Regions from separate parts of the Homo sapiens genome. Here region 2 is linked to region 1. The links are chromatin loops, found by intact Hi-C in ENCODE. Cell type or tissue: heart right ventricle. All regions are shown on one strand.

The links. Peaks named below come from ENCODE experiments on the same cell type or tissue, not always from the same donor. Only the 100,000 strongest peaks of a DNase experiment are listed, where the experiment ranks them.
Region 2: a loop joins it to region 1, with 5 times the contacts of the local background. A loop is called at or near these places in 49 of 110 quality-filtered maps.

What each region holds. Positions count from the first base shown.
Region 1 is chr18:34,791,142-34,799,141 of GRCh38, forward strand. DTNA (dystrobrevin alpha) reads left to right here. Exons shown (of 23, transcript NM_001386795.1): 4 at 2,896-3,109. Among named protein-coding and RNA genes, the nearest start is that of DTNA-AS1, 27 kb to the left of the region's middle. In heart right ventricle, no CTCF peak of the experiment used is centred here; a DNase peak (open chromatin) is centred at 4,421; H3K27ac peaks cover 1,686 bases.
Region 2 is chr18:34,118,690-34,126,689 of GRCh38, forward strand. The region is part of intron 2 of NOL4 (nucleolar protein 4); the gene reads right to left. Among named protein-coding and RNA genes, the nearest start is that of NOL4, 100 kb to the right of the region's middle. In heart right ventricle, CTCF peaks have their summits at 4,239 (motif pointing right) and 4,442; no DNase peak of the experiment used is centred here.

The sequences.
Region 1 (8,000 bases):
CACCACTGGGAATTCTAAAAGGGTTTCCTATTCCTTACAATGGCTCGTCAAGAGAAATTTAAGCATCCAGATTCCCTCCCTTTGCCAACAGCCATTTAGCTTTCTTGACATATACCCATCTCCCTCCCATGCTCAAGTTCCCAGTCCATGCTCCTCTCCCCAGATGTCTGTTCCACATCATCCACAACCAGGAACTAGGTGAGGATAGGTCACAGGGACCAAGCAGGACGACAGGCTGGATGTCATCAGCACTGCTTTCTTTGCATCCTGCACCCAGACACATCCTGATGACTAGATCCAGAAGATTCACAGATCAAATCTATAGGGAGTAATTAGAGGAATCCCAGCTCTTCCCAACTAGAATTTAAATAAATAAATAAATTTAGTTTATAAATGCCATTTCCCTGGGAGTGTTTTGCTTGCTAGATAGAAGAGTTGGATAAATAACACCAAGAAATACAAATAATTTCCTTGTTGATTAATTCTTGATATACAGAAAAGCTTGCAAATTTGAAATCACTTAAATCTGAATTTTTCCAAAACTAATAAATATTTATTTTAGTTGGTATGTGATTTGTACTCATCTGCTCCAAATCAGAGATATATTGCAATATATTTTTCTTTTGACATGACTCACATTATTTACTTGTTCATCTATAATGCATTGTCTGCTAGGTACCAGGAACTACCACTTTTTACTCTATGCATTTTTCCATTTTAGGAATGCCAGCCCCATTTCATAGATGAAGGAAGTGAGACTCTAAGTCTTAGAGGTCATGCACTTGTCGTAGAAGAGCCAGATTTGCAACCTAGGTCTTTGGACTCCAAGTCCAGTGCTCCTTGAGCACAGGTATCTTCCCTTCATAACATAAAACATTATTTTGAGTAATTGTTAAAATTAACAGCAAAAATCCAAGTAAAGGACACAGTAACGGTTCTATGTAACCTGTTGTTTTTTTTTTTTTAGTTTAAGGATTTGCATAATCTACTCATCTCTTGGATCTCAATGTGCACACAAAGTTAGTTATGAGAACCATACTTTAGGTTTTTGTTTTTCTTTATGCCTAATTTGAAAATAAGAATGTCTGAACAGATTGCTCTCTCTCTCTTAGGGTTCTGTGGTTACAGATCCTGCAGTTAAACCTAGCCTGGGAAAAGGGTCTGACTTCAAAAGACTGTTGGCTAGTTGGCTCATTTGTTATTATAATGGAAGAAATTGGTGACAAGTTCTCCTATACCAAAAGTCAGAAACCATAGATCTGTTCTGAAAAGCAAAAGTAAGAGAGAAGTCAAGAAAAAAGTCACATAGCTCAATTCATAGTAGAAGCTGATGTTAGTTTTGCTTATTAGGTATATAGCCAGGAGAGAGCAATGAGGTAGAAGACAAAAAAATAGGGAGCTGTTAGTGAAAAAATATATATACAGTGCATATTTCTCAAAAACGGAAACTGTTATATTTCATTGAGAATAAACAAAATATTTATTTGCAAATGCAAAAGCATAATGAAAAGTCAACCTTAAATGGTGAAGATGTGGAGGAACTGGAACTCTCGTACACTGCTGATGGGAATGTAAGATGGTTCAACTACTTTTGGAAAATACTTTGGAACTTTCTTTAAAAATTAAACATACACTTACTGTGAAACCCAGCCTTTTCATTTCTAAGTATTTACTTAATATTTTTAATGATTTTAATATTTTGAATCCCTCATTGTCTAAGAGAAATGGAAGCCACATATCTATACAAAGACTTGTACGTGATTGTTCATAGCAATTTTATTCATAAACAAAAACTGAAAAACAACCCAAATGTTCATCAACAAGTGAGTTGATAACCAAATTGTGATATATCCATATAATGGAATACTACTCAGCAATAAAAAAGAGAAAACTATTGATACTTTCAGCAATACATGTATGAATTTCAAAACAGTTAACACTAAGTAAAAGAATCCAGACCCAAAAAAGAGTGTTTACCATATACTTACAGTTATTAAGAACTGAAGTTTGCAACAGAAAGCAAATCAATAGTTGCCTGGAACAGGGAATGAGGATGGATTGCAGAGGAGCATGAGAAAACTTTTGAGGGTGAGGACGTGTTCTTTATCTTGGTCGTGATCATGGTTTCTGGGATCTCATAACAAGACCTCAGGGCAAATAGGGAAGAAAACAGAAACAGCTTTCTTGACTACCCTAGTGAAAGTAACCATGACTTAAATCAGCTGGTAATAATGTAGCCAAGAAACTTCTTGTTCTTGACCAGCCTAGTTCAGTGATGTGTGACTTAGTTCTGCTGCTGCTGCAGTGTATACATAACTTTTCCTTTTTACCTTGTCTTCCTGCCTACCTTAACTTTCTTTTTTTTTCTTGTTTCCAACAGCATACTACTAAAAAACACATAAATAAATGAAAACATTTTAAATACTCAAATATAATTTGGACATCCTTTCAAACACTAGAATTTAAATGTTGGCCTTTTCTTTTTGAGGGGGCAGGGTGTGCAATGGGGAAATAACTTTTAAACCGATAGACTTGGATCTGAATGCTAGTCTTGCCATTGACTCCTCTTCTACTTTTGCATTTGTCAGTTCAGTTTCCAGATCCTCAGTTATCTTATGTGTAACACAGGGATAATAGCTGTATTTCAAGAGTGATTGTGAAGATTGGAAATAACTATCTATTGTGGTGGTCAGTAAATCATTTGCTTGCTATTATGTAATGCACATCAAGTCTTAGAGATAATGCACAGCCTATGTTCATTTACTTATGTTGACCCCCTGCAACAGCTGCACACATGTGAGATACCTAGAAAAAAACAGGACAGAGGGTCATGTAAACTGATGTATTTGCCTTCCATTACTTTGGGCTGATGTGTTAACTCTGCTTTAATTGTAGTGCACCTGGTGGACATATGGAATGTCATAGAAGCATTGCGGGAAAATGCTCTGAACAACCTGGACCCAAACACTGAACTCAACGTGTCCCGCTTAGAGGCTGTGCTCTCCACTATTTTTTACCAGCTCAACAAACGGATGCCAACCACTCACCAAATCCATGTGGAGCAGTCCATCAGCCTCCTCCTTAACTTCCTGCTTGCAGCGTTTGATCCGTAAGCACCCTCTGAATGTCTGTTCCTCTCTACATGTTTGGCTTTCACTTCCTGTCTTACTTGGTCTTTTTCCCAAACAATTTTATATCTCTCTCTTTTTTTTTTTACTCTCTTTTTTCTTACAGTGGATGCTTATGTCAGTAAAGTCTCCATGTGTTTAATATAAATTTTAAATCCTGTGAAAAAGACTAGAGAGTAAAATGGTGCCAGAGGAACTTGAGGACAATTGTATTTTATGTGCTGACCTTTAGTTATCTCATCCCATGCTTCCTGGAAGCTGTGGATGCTTGAGAGGATTGCCTGTGGTGCGATTTAATGAAGCGTGAAGTGGGAGGATCTTTTTAACTCTCTTCTTTGCAAATTGTTTAAGACAGTGTTTCTGAGGTGTCCTAACAAGGCCCTACAGCAAACAAGAAAGAAATTGAAAAGGGTTTCTTGACTATCCCAGTCAAAGTAACTATGACTTGCGTTAAATGGACTGGTCAATTTAAGTGTTTCGATCATAAAATAAGGGGATGCTGTCCACAGACCACAACTGAAGCTCAGCTTCATTTTTGTATAATTTTCCCTTTTAGAATCAGAGAATTTCAGGGCTGGCTGAGATCTTAAAGGCTGTTCGTCCACATATCTCATTTTACAGATGAAGGAAATGAAGCACAAAGAAATTGTCACTTGTTTGGTGTCTCGCAGCATGTTAGTGGCCGAGTGGGGACTTAGGTGTTCAACAAAGGTTTCTTTACCAAGGTATATGTGGATTCCCCTGAATTACATTCTCAGCCTACAATTTCAAGAGGGCTTTTTGCCAATAGCCTCCAACCTGGACGTAGTACCACCCCCTCCACTTCCACTGCTTGTTTTGAATATTAAAAAGGAAAATTGCTAACCTGACCTTTCAGCAATCACATTTTGAGATTCTCAGAAGGTTTTACTTAGTCTCATTGTCTGGCCAATGCCTGGAAGTATTTACCCCCGCAGTGGAGATGTTCCAGCCAGGCTAATGTTATTTTGCAATTCACAAAAGCTACCAGCTGTCACTTTGCAACTTAGAGTGTTAACAGAATCGTTCCTGCTCAGTTTTTCCAGTGTGCATTATTGTCTTCGTGATATTTATATTTTGAGAAATTCTTCAGTTAAAATAAACAATTTTACAACTAGCATTCCAGGTTGGTAGAGTCTTTGCTTCGGCTGTGCACACTTCAGAACGAGATGTACAGCTCTAGCTTAATCACTATAGTAACTGGATGCTGGGGCAGGTAAAGAGGACTGTGGTTCCACATGACAGGCAGCAGAGGCAGCAGAATGGAACCTGGCCATGGCATTTCTGTAGTGGCATTTCTAACCTGGCCCTGTGACAAGAGTGTGGCAGCTTTCAGATTTGCCCCTAAAGATGTCAAGAGACTTATTTGTTAGAAATGTAACAATGGAAACTGCAAAAAGAGAAATATAATATCTCACTAAATCCTGGAGTACTGCTAGAGAACTCATAAAGAATCAAAGCCAAATAATCATTTGCACCCACTCCATAAATATAGACCAGAAACCAGACTAACAATAAGGAAGGGGGTATTTTGTGAGATATATAGGATTCACACAAATATAGTTAGATTTTTCACTTTTGGTCAGAAATATTTGCTAGATCACTTCTAAATATAGAGCTATGAACGGTCTCTAAATAGCTGCTGAAAATATAGCTGAATCATTTCAAGATTGATGAAAAGCTAAGTTTGACATCTATTCCAAGGTAAGGAACAATTCACAAAAAAGTTCAGAAGAAATCTTTATTTGGTGCCTATTCTTCGTATAGATAGGAAGCCTCCTGATGTGTACTTTCAATAATCTCACTGTAGTAGATTTATAAACACATCCACATAGACAAATTTCACTGCAAAGATTTATAAACATATCCATGTAGAGATCCTACTCTGCAGACACTTCTGCGTTTGCTCCTTCAGCGTAGCAAATGAGCATAGGCAGTCCTACTGACACTCAAATTTTCCATCTGATGGCATGGAATTTTGGATATGAAATGTAAGCCATCAGGAAGTACAGCTAACTGGATATGTAATTTAGAAGTGAATATAAGAAGAGAAACTTAAGAATAAAATAAATGTTCAAATTCTATTTCTTATAATAGTAAACTCCAATTTATCCAAATGAGACCCAGCGTGGAAATCTGATGCCACTTCCTACCACCTGTCCCACGACAGAGTCCAAGTGTTTAAGAGAACCGTCTGTATTTTGGCAGACATGAATGATCCTGATACTACTAAAAGAAAGATGTGCTGTTGCTATTACAGAATCACTGAAACATTTAGGAGATTTTTCTCCCATTTGTCGTATTTTAAATGGACATATAAATAAACAGGGAAAAAATCCAAAATAAAAATTAGAGATGCCTTAAGAACCTAGACTCTGAAGAAGAGTTGCTAAAAATAAATAAATAAAAAAGAAAGGCAGTATAGTGATTTAAACTCATGAAGAATAAGAACTTGGATTCAAAGAAACTTGGCCATTTTGTGGGGGAGGGGATGGTGCCTTAAAATTCACTAGACTCCCAGGTAGTTGAACTTCGTGAAGAAAGTGGTAACCTGAGATGAGGATTGATGCCTCCTTTACTGGGATGTACTTCTGAGAGCCAGACTTACCTTCGCACAGCCATAGCTCCCCAAGAATAGCATTCCCTCTCCCACCAAAAAAACATCCGGATCTCAATTTTCATACCAGGATGCTTACTGCAGACTGTAATCAGTTTCCTGGTTGCAAGATTTCTCTCTGCTCGTTGGCAAGTCAGCCTCTCAGAAGATATGATAACTACATCTGTAGATGATTTGTACAATGTTGGGGGTGGGCAGTGGACCCCAGTGGTTTATGCTCATGCTTGCCATTCTGTCCCTGAAGACACAGTTCCTTGAGTCCAGAAGATTTTTGTTTTTTGTGACATTCCTTTTAAAAATGGCTGTATTCCTGGGAGGGGGTCACCCAGGGAGCAGTTACCAACCAACTTCTAAGCAAATCTCTCCACGGCCAGAGGTTATCTTTTTTAAGGCGTCTAGTGGAATGGATGAGTGTGCCTGAGAAGGATGGGAAAAGAGATGTCAGAAATAAGACCAGGGGCTGAGAGGGAAGAAGATATGTGAGGGAGCAGCCAGAACTTGAGCCAGTCTCTTCCTCTTGTCCCTTTCCTCCGATCACCCCAGGAACTGGCCTCCCACCTCCCCTTCTTTGCTGCCAGGAGCCTTCCGCTCCTCTGTCTCCTCCAGAATCCCCCCAGCAAACTGGCAGCAGCTTCTTCTGTCACCTCTTGTCCATATTCTATTGAGGAGGGGGAAAACTCTTTGAAGTCTTCAAAGGACCTTTAATGTTGTTCTTATTATTTTGTAGGAAATAGAGAGTAACTCAAAAGAAAAATATTGCAGAAAGTTAAAAGATGAAAATAATTCTTAAAAGCCTATAATGTGCAGCCTTTTTGAGAGGTGCAGTCACAAACTCTGAGGTTCTGTGAAGCCTTTCGCCTGTCATGGTCAAGTTGATCACCTTTCCACAGGTCCACCTCTCCTTGCACCTGATTCTGCTATTGTCTTATAGTGCATGTCTGACTGTTTATATGACTGCCTCCCAAAGACTTCTTTAGGAAAGAACCATATTTTATTCTTCTTATGAACAGCACCTGAGACCATAGCCAACACAAGAATGAATCAATGAATGAAAATCCAAGGTTGATCTTTCTGAGCTCTTGTCGTACTAATTTCTTTTAACTATTTTTTTTTAAGACCGAGTCTCACTCTGCCGCCCAGGCTGGAGTGCAGTGGCACAATCTTAGCTCACTGCAGCCTTCGCCTCCTGGCCTAGAGCAATTCTTGTGCCTCAGCCTCCCGAGTAGCTGGGACTACAGGCGTGCACCACCACACCTGGCTAGTAATTGTGTTTTTAGTAGAGATAGGGATTCACCATATTGCTCAGGCTGGTCTTGAACTCCTGGGCTCAAGCAATCCACCTGCCTCAGCCTCTCAAAGTACTGGGATTTACAGGCATGAGCCACCATGTCTGGCCAGTTTTCTTTTAATTCTTTTTCTGAGATTAAGTCTTCCTTGATCTCCAATATATTACAAAGACTAGCGGGTCCCAGTCACCTAGATTCAGACCCTCTATTTTTACTTCTGCTCCACAGAAAAAAAAAACAAGTGTTCATGGTTACCAATGTTGGTGATCCTATTTTTACAAAAGACTTCTATGTACTCCTCTCACCTTCTCCCTGCTTCCCCAGGAAACACTAAAAACAAGTTGTCTTGACTCAATCTCATTTCAATTCAGTAGTATCTTCTTTCGTAAGACAGTTCTTCATAAAGTAGATTATGTGACTCTAGCCTTGTTTTTAGCAAATAACATTATCATATATACTCAGTCACTCAAAAATCATAGTATGACAGTTAAAAATATTAAAAGGAACAGTGATTTTCCTATTTTCAGAGGTCAAGCTATAGTCTTCCATGATAATCATAATAATTGTATTAAAAATAAGATGTACTCAGTATTTACTATATGTCAATAGTCTTACTGACTTGGCCCTATATTATCATGATTTTCCAGTAGAGGAGATAGAAAGAGGTTAAATAATTTGCAGGTCATACAGCATCATACTAAATGAGGTAAATGAGGGAAAACTCATTTTGTTTCAGGAACTGTTTTAAGCTCAGCTCTATTCATGCTTTCTGTTTCACTTTTTAAAATGAAAATTAATTAACCTTTTTTCTCCCAGACTTGTTTTGCTTATTACAGGATATTATTCTGATGCTTACATTCCTAATCTTTCCAGTTTCTGGTATTTATACACATTTGAAAGAGTGTATGTGGAAGAAATATTTGGACTTAACATGTTTTACATTGTAGCATT
Region 2 (8,000 bases), 670 kb before region 1:
TAATGTGATAACTTACATTAGCTATGACTTTGATAGTTTTCTAGATGTGTTATAAAATTGAAATGCTCAGACAATAATTTTCTTTTCTATTAAAATATATTTTAACCCATTTGTCCATGAAAAAGGATTAGCAGTGTACATCATTGTACTACTGCAGAGGAAATAATTAATTTGCAGAGATGTGTAAGGAAACAGTCTTGCAAAGATAAAGACATTTTCAACTACATATTTATTTATTCAGCAAATATCTATTGAATGCATAGGCACCATAATTACCCCTGAATACTACTCAATATGGTTCTACAGCATTAATGTGCCTGGATATATCAAATTATTGGAATTATCTATTGGTAGTTATTTGATTAGTTTCAAAGCAACTCTGAAAAAGGCTTTAATCAGGACTCAAAAAGAAAACTCTCAGATAAAAAGTTCTTGTCTAGCAACAATCAGTTAGACAAAAGACAGACATACTGGCCTGCCTAAACAAATTTGTAATCACTGTATCTCTCAAAAATTTTTGCTTCGGAATCCTAACTACTTATCTATCTATAGATAGAGTATCTATCTGACCTTTGAATGCCTGTTAAAGACCAGAAGAATTCCTGTGCCTAAATGATGTTTCCAATAGCAAAACCAGGAAACTGCCAGATTTGCACAATCACCCCCAAATCCCCATACTCCCTGGTGGAGGATTCTTATGTTTTCTTTGAGTTCCTATCAATCCTGCAGTACTGCTTGTTTTGCCATGACTCAGGCAATATTAGCATTACTCCAATGCACCATTTGTAGAAAAGCACTGCCCACATTTTCTTTTTCTCCCTTCTTCTCTGATCATGTTCTCCCTCAGTCTTCCCACCCGTTCATCTACCCTTCCCTTTTTTACCTAGTTGAGATGGGTGATCTAGCCCAGTCAGGAGTATCTGGGTTATTTTTTTTATTTTTATTTTTTTGAAAAGGAGTCTCGCTCTGTCGCCCACGCTGGAGTGCAGTGGCGCGATCTCGGCTCACTGCCAGCTCCACTTCCTGGGTTCACGCCATTCTCCTGCCTCAGCCTCCCCAGTAGCTAGGACTACAGGCGCCCGCCACCACGCCTGGCTAATTTTTTTGTACTTTTAGTAGAGACGGGGTTTCACAGTGTTAGCCAGGATGGTCTGGATCTCCTGACCTCGTGATCCACCCGCCTCGGCCTCCCAAAGTGCTGGGATTACAGGCTTAAGCCACCGCGCCCGGCCTGATTTTTAAATAGGATTAAGTTTGCTAGATAAAATATAAGACACCTAGTTCAGTTTGAATTCTAGATAAACATACAATATTGGAGCCAAACGTATTACAAACTATTGTTTATCTGAAATTCAAATATAACTGGTTATCCTGTGTGTGTTAAATCTAGCAGCCTTAAAGACTATATTTATCTAATATGAATGAAAATATTGGCTTGAGTCTGAAGGTAATTTTAACTTTGGAAAAAATTGTTATGTCAGGAAAATCTAAGGATATACCAAAAGCAGAAGTGATAGGGTAGGTGGAAGCAATTATTGGAGAGTCTGCAGGCAGCTTGAAATCATAGTGCCTATTTAAAGCAAGGCTTTCCAACATTCTATATCGACAGCACAGGTATACATACATTTTACATCATAAGCTAGCACATATACACACTCATAAAATCAAACTGATCATTTCTATTCTCTTCTCTATTTCATTTTTAAAAGTGATCACAGCCCACTAAATTAACTTGATGAGTCATAAATGGATTATGACATCTAATAAAAAAACACTGTTCTAAAGCAGAGGAATGCACTCTGTCCATCCAAAGTTATTTTGTGGTGCTGAGAATTTGATGAGTATGTGGTCAAATTTACAATAAAAGTAGGCAAATCTGAAGAAGGTATAAAGCAGGCAGGAGTATTTTTAGATAGTTCAAGTCAGTTTTTCAGACGGATAAAAACAATTTGGAGATTTGAGGCAAATGCATTCAACACAGAGTAAAAGAAATGAAAAGTGAATGTGCTACAGAGGTAGGAAGTCAGTATTCTCCAAAGATAGGGAAATGGTACAAGTGCTAGACCAGAGGCAAAAACAGCTTAAAAGAAGGCAAAGCATTTCACCATATGATATAAAGAAACTAGAGGAGGAAAACATATACAGGTAGCAGCATTCTAGGGCACCATCAGATGAATTTGGTACTATATCAGTATACATTAGTAGACTGAAGTTAATCAAGCAGAAAATAGAAAGTGGTTTATGTTAAATTATAATTAATTTTCAAAGCACTGAGATCACAGGCATGTGCCACCACATTCAGCTGTTATTTCTTATGATTGAATATTTGGCTGCTAAGGAAAAGATTGTCATAACAGAGAATTCTTATATTAGATGAAAAAATAAGTAGATGGGCAATGAAAAAGATCTTTTTCATACATGTTCACTATTCATAAAATAAAGAGAATTCCTAAATATTGCATTAAATAAGATAACTCAGCAAAGTCATTGTTTATAGAATTACTTGTGACATGAAGAATTACATTAAAAGACACAAGTACTTACATGGGAGTGTGGAAAACCTCTTCCTGTCTTGATTTTTCCTGAAGAGTATGTGTAATATGATACATTTATATTTCCCTTGGGCCCTAGGGGAGAACCACAAAGAATGCCACTTTTCTGGTCTAGAGTTCATTGGCATGTTCAAAACCTCCTAGACTTCTGTTGCAACTCCCCTTGTTAAAGTTTACCTTTCTTACACACTGCTGGTCTGTGGGGAGCAAGCATTTCTTTTTGAACACATATCCAAGAATACAGTTGCTGTAGCCACTCAAAGCAGGCAATAATTAGCCATCTTAGGGAGACAGAGAAAGACGGCGAAGATTTCACTTCATTCTGTTAGGGACTCCAGTAATTTGCATATCGTTCATGTATTTATGCAAGAGGCAAAGTGCAGAGTCTGTGAGATGACGACAGTGCACTATGGTTGCAGAATCAGTTGTCTGAATTATTGAATTGCTAAACAACTGGCAAATAAGAAACACATTTTTCAAAGGTACCAAGGAGAGAACTGGCTATGTGGTTTCCTTTATAAAATGTCTCTCAACTGGGAGTGTTTACTGTTCTCACTAGGTGACTTTTGCAAATAGAGAACAAGAAGGCATTTTGGTTATTACAGTATCTGGGGTTTGGTGGTGCTGAAAGTTAACATATTATGGGATATCAAAAGGCCTGGAGTACTTGGGACAATGCCACCTGTCTGCCCCTAAGGCCTATATAGCCCAATTGAGAGATAACACTTTAGACTATGTAAATAATTAGACACTAATGAATATATCTGACCAAATATATCACGTCTATGTATTATCTATTGATAAGAAAAAGCACAGAAAGATAGAAATTTCCTGTTCCAAATTCCAAATTCTCAGAAGAGCAACTAGGTTACTGACTCAGTTTCTTTCAGAATTCACCCGTAACCAAAGAACTAAATTCAGCTGAGGAAAGTGTTCACTCTGAGAGGACATTCCCAGGAAAATGAGGGTGGAGGGGGAAATGGGGAGCAGAAGAGATAGATGGATAAAAATAGGTAAAAGCTGGTTCTTTACTTATCATAAGACAACTAAGTCTGCTGCTCATAAAGCTAGTTAATAATATTCTCAAATTTATGAGAAAATCATAAATGAAGACATGGGTGGGTGTTATCCATAGGTCACTAAGGAGAATAGTAGACACAAAAAAAGAAGTAAGCTTTTCATTACCTGATTAAGAGGGGGAAAAAAGCAATTTAGAACATCTGTTACCCCAAAAACAACTCCATATTAAAAGAAAAAAACCATCTTTCTAGTCACATTATTATAATATCTATAGTGTTTGAAGCAATTATTATGTTAAAACTTTACCTATATTATTTATGGCCCTAAAAACAACCCTACAAAATAATAACATGCCAACATCACACATGTAGAACTTACACTATCAAGATTTAAACTCAAGTCTAGTTGGCATCAAAGCTGGACCATTCTGTCTCCACAATCTCATGCCAGTCTCCCATGTCTTACATCTCCTTGCTATTATACTCATTGCAAATTCATTACCTATATAGTTATTTATACAGGTGCATACATGCAGGCACTTTAAGAAATTTGGTCATTTTATTTTTTTTTACACTATCAGAGTAGCAAGGAAAACAAACCTCTCGATCTGAGTGAGAATCACCCACTAGGAGGCATTAACCAGCTACTTTTTAAAGCCGCATTGGCTCCTTTTCACCACTAGGGAGCACTAAAGTAGTAATTTACTAGGCTGTCATAAACAACTAATGAAGTTTCTCCAAAAGGTAAATTATATTTCAAAGAATATTCACTGGGATATTATAATTTAATATAAAAATTATTGATGATGTGGTGTGTGACACTAGCTGATGATAAACTTCTTTGGATAAGCTCTTACGTCTTTTTTTTTTTTTTGTCTCCACTACCAAGAAGACAGCTTCTGAATCTTAACAGATTTGCAGTATTACTCTGGCCACTGCGGTGAGCAACTACACCTATATGAGATATATAATTCAATTTTAATGAATGGCAGTAAGCTATTCTTTTGTTTTAGGATTGCTAGTTAATAAATTTAATTATCATGCTGAATTATTTTTAACTGTTTCCTTCTGAGATGTTGTACACATCTGACAATAATCTGAATAATATTCAGTAGCTGTAGCTAATATTTAGAAATCACTTGTGTAAAACCTATATATGTTTGTGTGGATATGGGGTGTGTGTGTATGTGTGTAACTGATAAATAAACCAATGTGAAAAGTAATGTGTTTATATTCTACCTCAAATGAGATATCATTATATATGTGATAACCATATATATATATATATATATATATATATGGTTCTCTATATATATATGAGAATATATATAGAGAGATAGATCTACATCTTTCTATATTTATATCTATATAGATACAGAGAGATATACCTACATATGTATATATAGATATGTATCTATATATCTAATAGATATATATGTATATATAGAGAGATAGATGGATACATATATGTCTATATAGATATAGAAAGACATAGATCTATTTATCTATAGATAGCTATAGATATATCTAGATATTTTATATTTATATAGAGAGACATAAAGCAAAATAACCTAACAAAATTATCTGTAAAATATCTACATTTGAGTGCTATTTTATACTGATAAACTCTCTAAGGTAAACTAGCTATAAAATACAATTCTAGATCACAAATTTATTGTGTAACAGTGTAAATTATTAATGAGTTCAATACTGGACAAAGTTTACCAAAAATTTGAACTTGGAATAGTTCATTTAAAGTTTTTCTATCTCTGTTAGACATCCAGAACAGCAGCTTATTTAAGGTACTCTAGTTTGTAATAATAAAATGGGGAAAAAACAATGCATCTGTATTAAAAAGGCAGGAACCTATATTTGTCTGTTGTGTTATTTTGCCTTAATTTTCTTTCTACATTAAAGCATTTGGCTACAGAAATGAAATTAAGTTCTAAGCCTGATAGAGATTTTCTTAGCCCCTCTGCTTCAAAGACAATCTATACTTGCACTAAGATCCGTGGCAAGAAAGGGAAAAATTCATAATAGTAAAAAGAAGTGAAAGAGACTCAAACACACAGTATTTTTATATTCTATGAGTGAATTGTGCCTAGAGAGTATTTTTTTCTAAGAAATGTATGTAATTCTCAGTTTTTCATTTAATGATATTCATTTATTTCAAAATATACTCCAACATTTTTAAATATTTTGAATAGACATAGTTCCCCTTTTTTTGAAAATAAAGATTTTTCTGTGGAGTTTGCTGAGACTTCTTCCTCATCTTGATGACATGCTTCTTAACTTCTAACTGTCAAACACATACCAAACGCTATTAGGTGTGATGCCACATTAGGACTCATATAAGAATCAAGGCTTGATGCGATGGCTCATGCTTGTAATCCCAGCACTTTGGGAGGCCAAGGCAGGCGGATCACCTGACGTCAGGAGTTTGAGACCAGCCTGACCAACATGGTGAAACCCCATCTCTACTTAAAATACAAAAAAATTAACCAGCCATAGTGGTGAATGCCTGTAATTCCAGCAATTTGGGAGGCTGAGGCAGGAGAATCACTTGAACTCGGGAGGTGGAGGTTGCAGTGAGCTGAGATCATGCCATTTCACTCCAGTGTGGGCAATAAGAGCAAAACTGTCTCAAAAAAAAAAAAAAATCAGACAGGTCCTATGCTAACTGGGAGGTCAATAGATTGCTCTATGCCAATAACTCACATTTTCTTTCTATCTCACTCCTGACTTAAGTTAAATTTAGCTAGAGATGAGAGACAGAAACAAGTATGTTAAATGATCATATAAGGTATCAATGACTGCTGGCAGCTTAATTGATTCTCCACCTTCTCTTGCCTAATGATATTTGAATTTTATATAAAAATACAGGGGTCAATGGTTTAACCCAAATAGATTGAGTTCTAATTGTAAAACTTGAGGCACTATGACACAGAAGGAAAATGTGCTTGAGACCAAAGACTTCCTGGCATGAATCAAAAAGGTATGTAGATAAACCCCTATTTCAATACTGTTAAGATCTGCAAACTCTACAAACTCTGTCTTAGACTACAGAATTATATCATATATGTGAGTGAATTGTGGCCTATGCACAAAGAGGCTACATGAATTGTTCAGAATTCTTGAGTTTGACTTTAGTGCTACTTTTCCACACCATATGGCTGCAAATTTGGTTAATTAGTCCCATTATAAGTTGACAAAAATTCTGGGAATTTTTACATGACAAACTAGCAGAAACTGGTGCAAGTTAGAATATTCTATTTAGCAATAGAGACAGTGAACCAATAGATATTTATAAAAAGAACTAGGCAAAAAATAATGCTAACTAGGGTTTTAAGGTTAAGTGTCCTAGATATGATAGTATAAATATTTTCTTTATTAATGTTCGGAGTAAGGCTGTAGAGATTCTACATGAATATGTTACTATTCTACAGCATATCTCTGGAAAGGAATATTCCATTCATATTAAAAGCATTTTTTTAAAAAAAGAGACAATTTTATTTTTTTCCAGAAAATTAATTTGAAATTAGTTTAACAGATTTAATCTTTGGGAAAAGCAAATGAAATAACTGAAACTCTCACGAGTTTCATTTGGCAGGAGAGCTCCTAAACACAAGAACTCTGGCCTTTCCTCATGCTTTCTTATAAACCCAAACCGTGGACTTCCAGGGATAGTGACATCTACAGGATGCACCAAAAAAAAAAAAATGCCTGCATGAGAAGTTATTACTATTCCTGTCTACCAACACAGAGGCATTAGAGCGGGCCTAGGAAATTAGATCCATAATTGTAACTAGGGTAAATGATAGAGCTATGCTAATTTTGCTGCCTGTCCTTCTACGTGAAACATGAGTAGTGATTGGACAAAGAAGGAGAGAAGTAACACCAATCACAAGTTTACTATATGCCGAGCACTTTGCACATAGTAACTCATTCATTTTAGCACACAATGTATATCATTATCCACCATATAAAGAAAAAGAGTAAATAATTTGCCAAAAGTGGCACAGATACGAAATGAGTGTTAGATTTGAAATTTGAAACTGCGTTAGTCTGGCTTCCAGCCTATTTCCTTTTAGCTATAGCATATGTTCTCCACTCCTGACTTGAATGTAATTATTGGCAGTTATATATATGAGTAATACATATAAGTTTACAATATCACACTATGAGTTGTATGTGTGTATGTGTTTATACATAGATATATGCAGACTGTTTTCTCTATTGATAACACTGACTTTCCCTCTTAGTTCCTGGATTTCTACCAGTTAGTCTTATTTTACATGTAGCAAGAAAGAGCTTTGAAACTTAACCCTTTGATTAGTCCCTAATTTAAGAAATGTGTCTGAACTCGCTTACCCTGTGATATAATACAATTGATAAAAGAAAACCAGAAAACAGTGATGTATTCACAGAA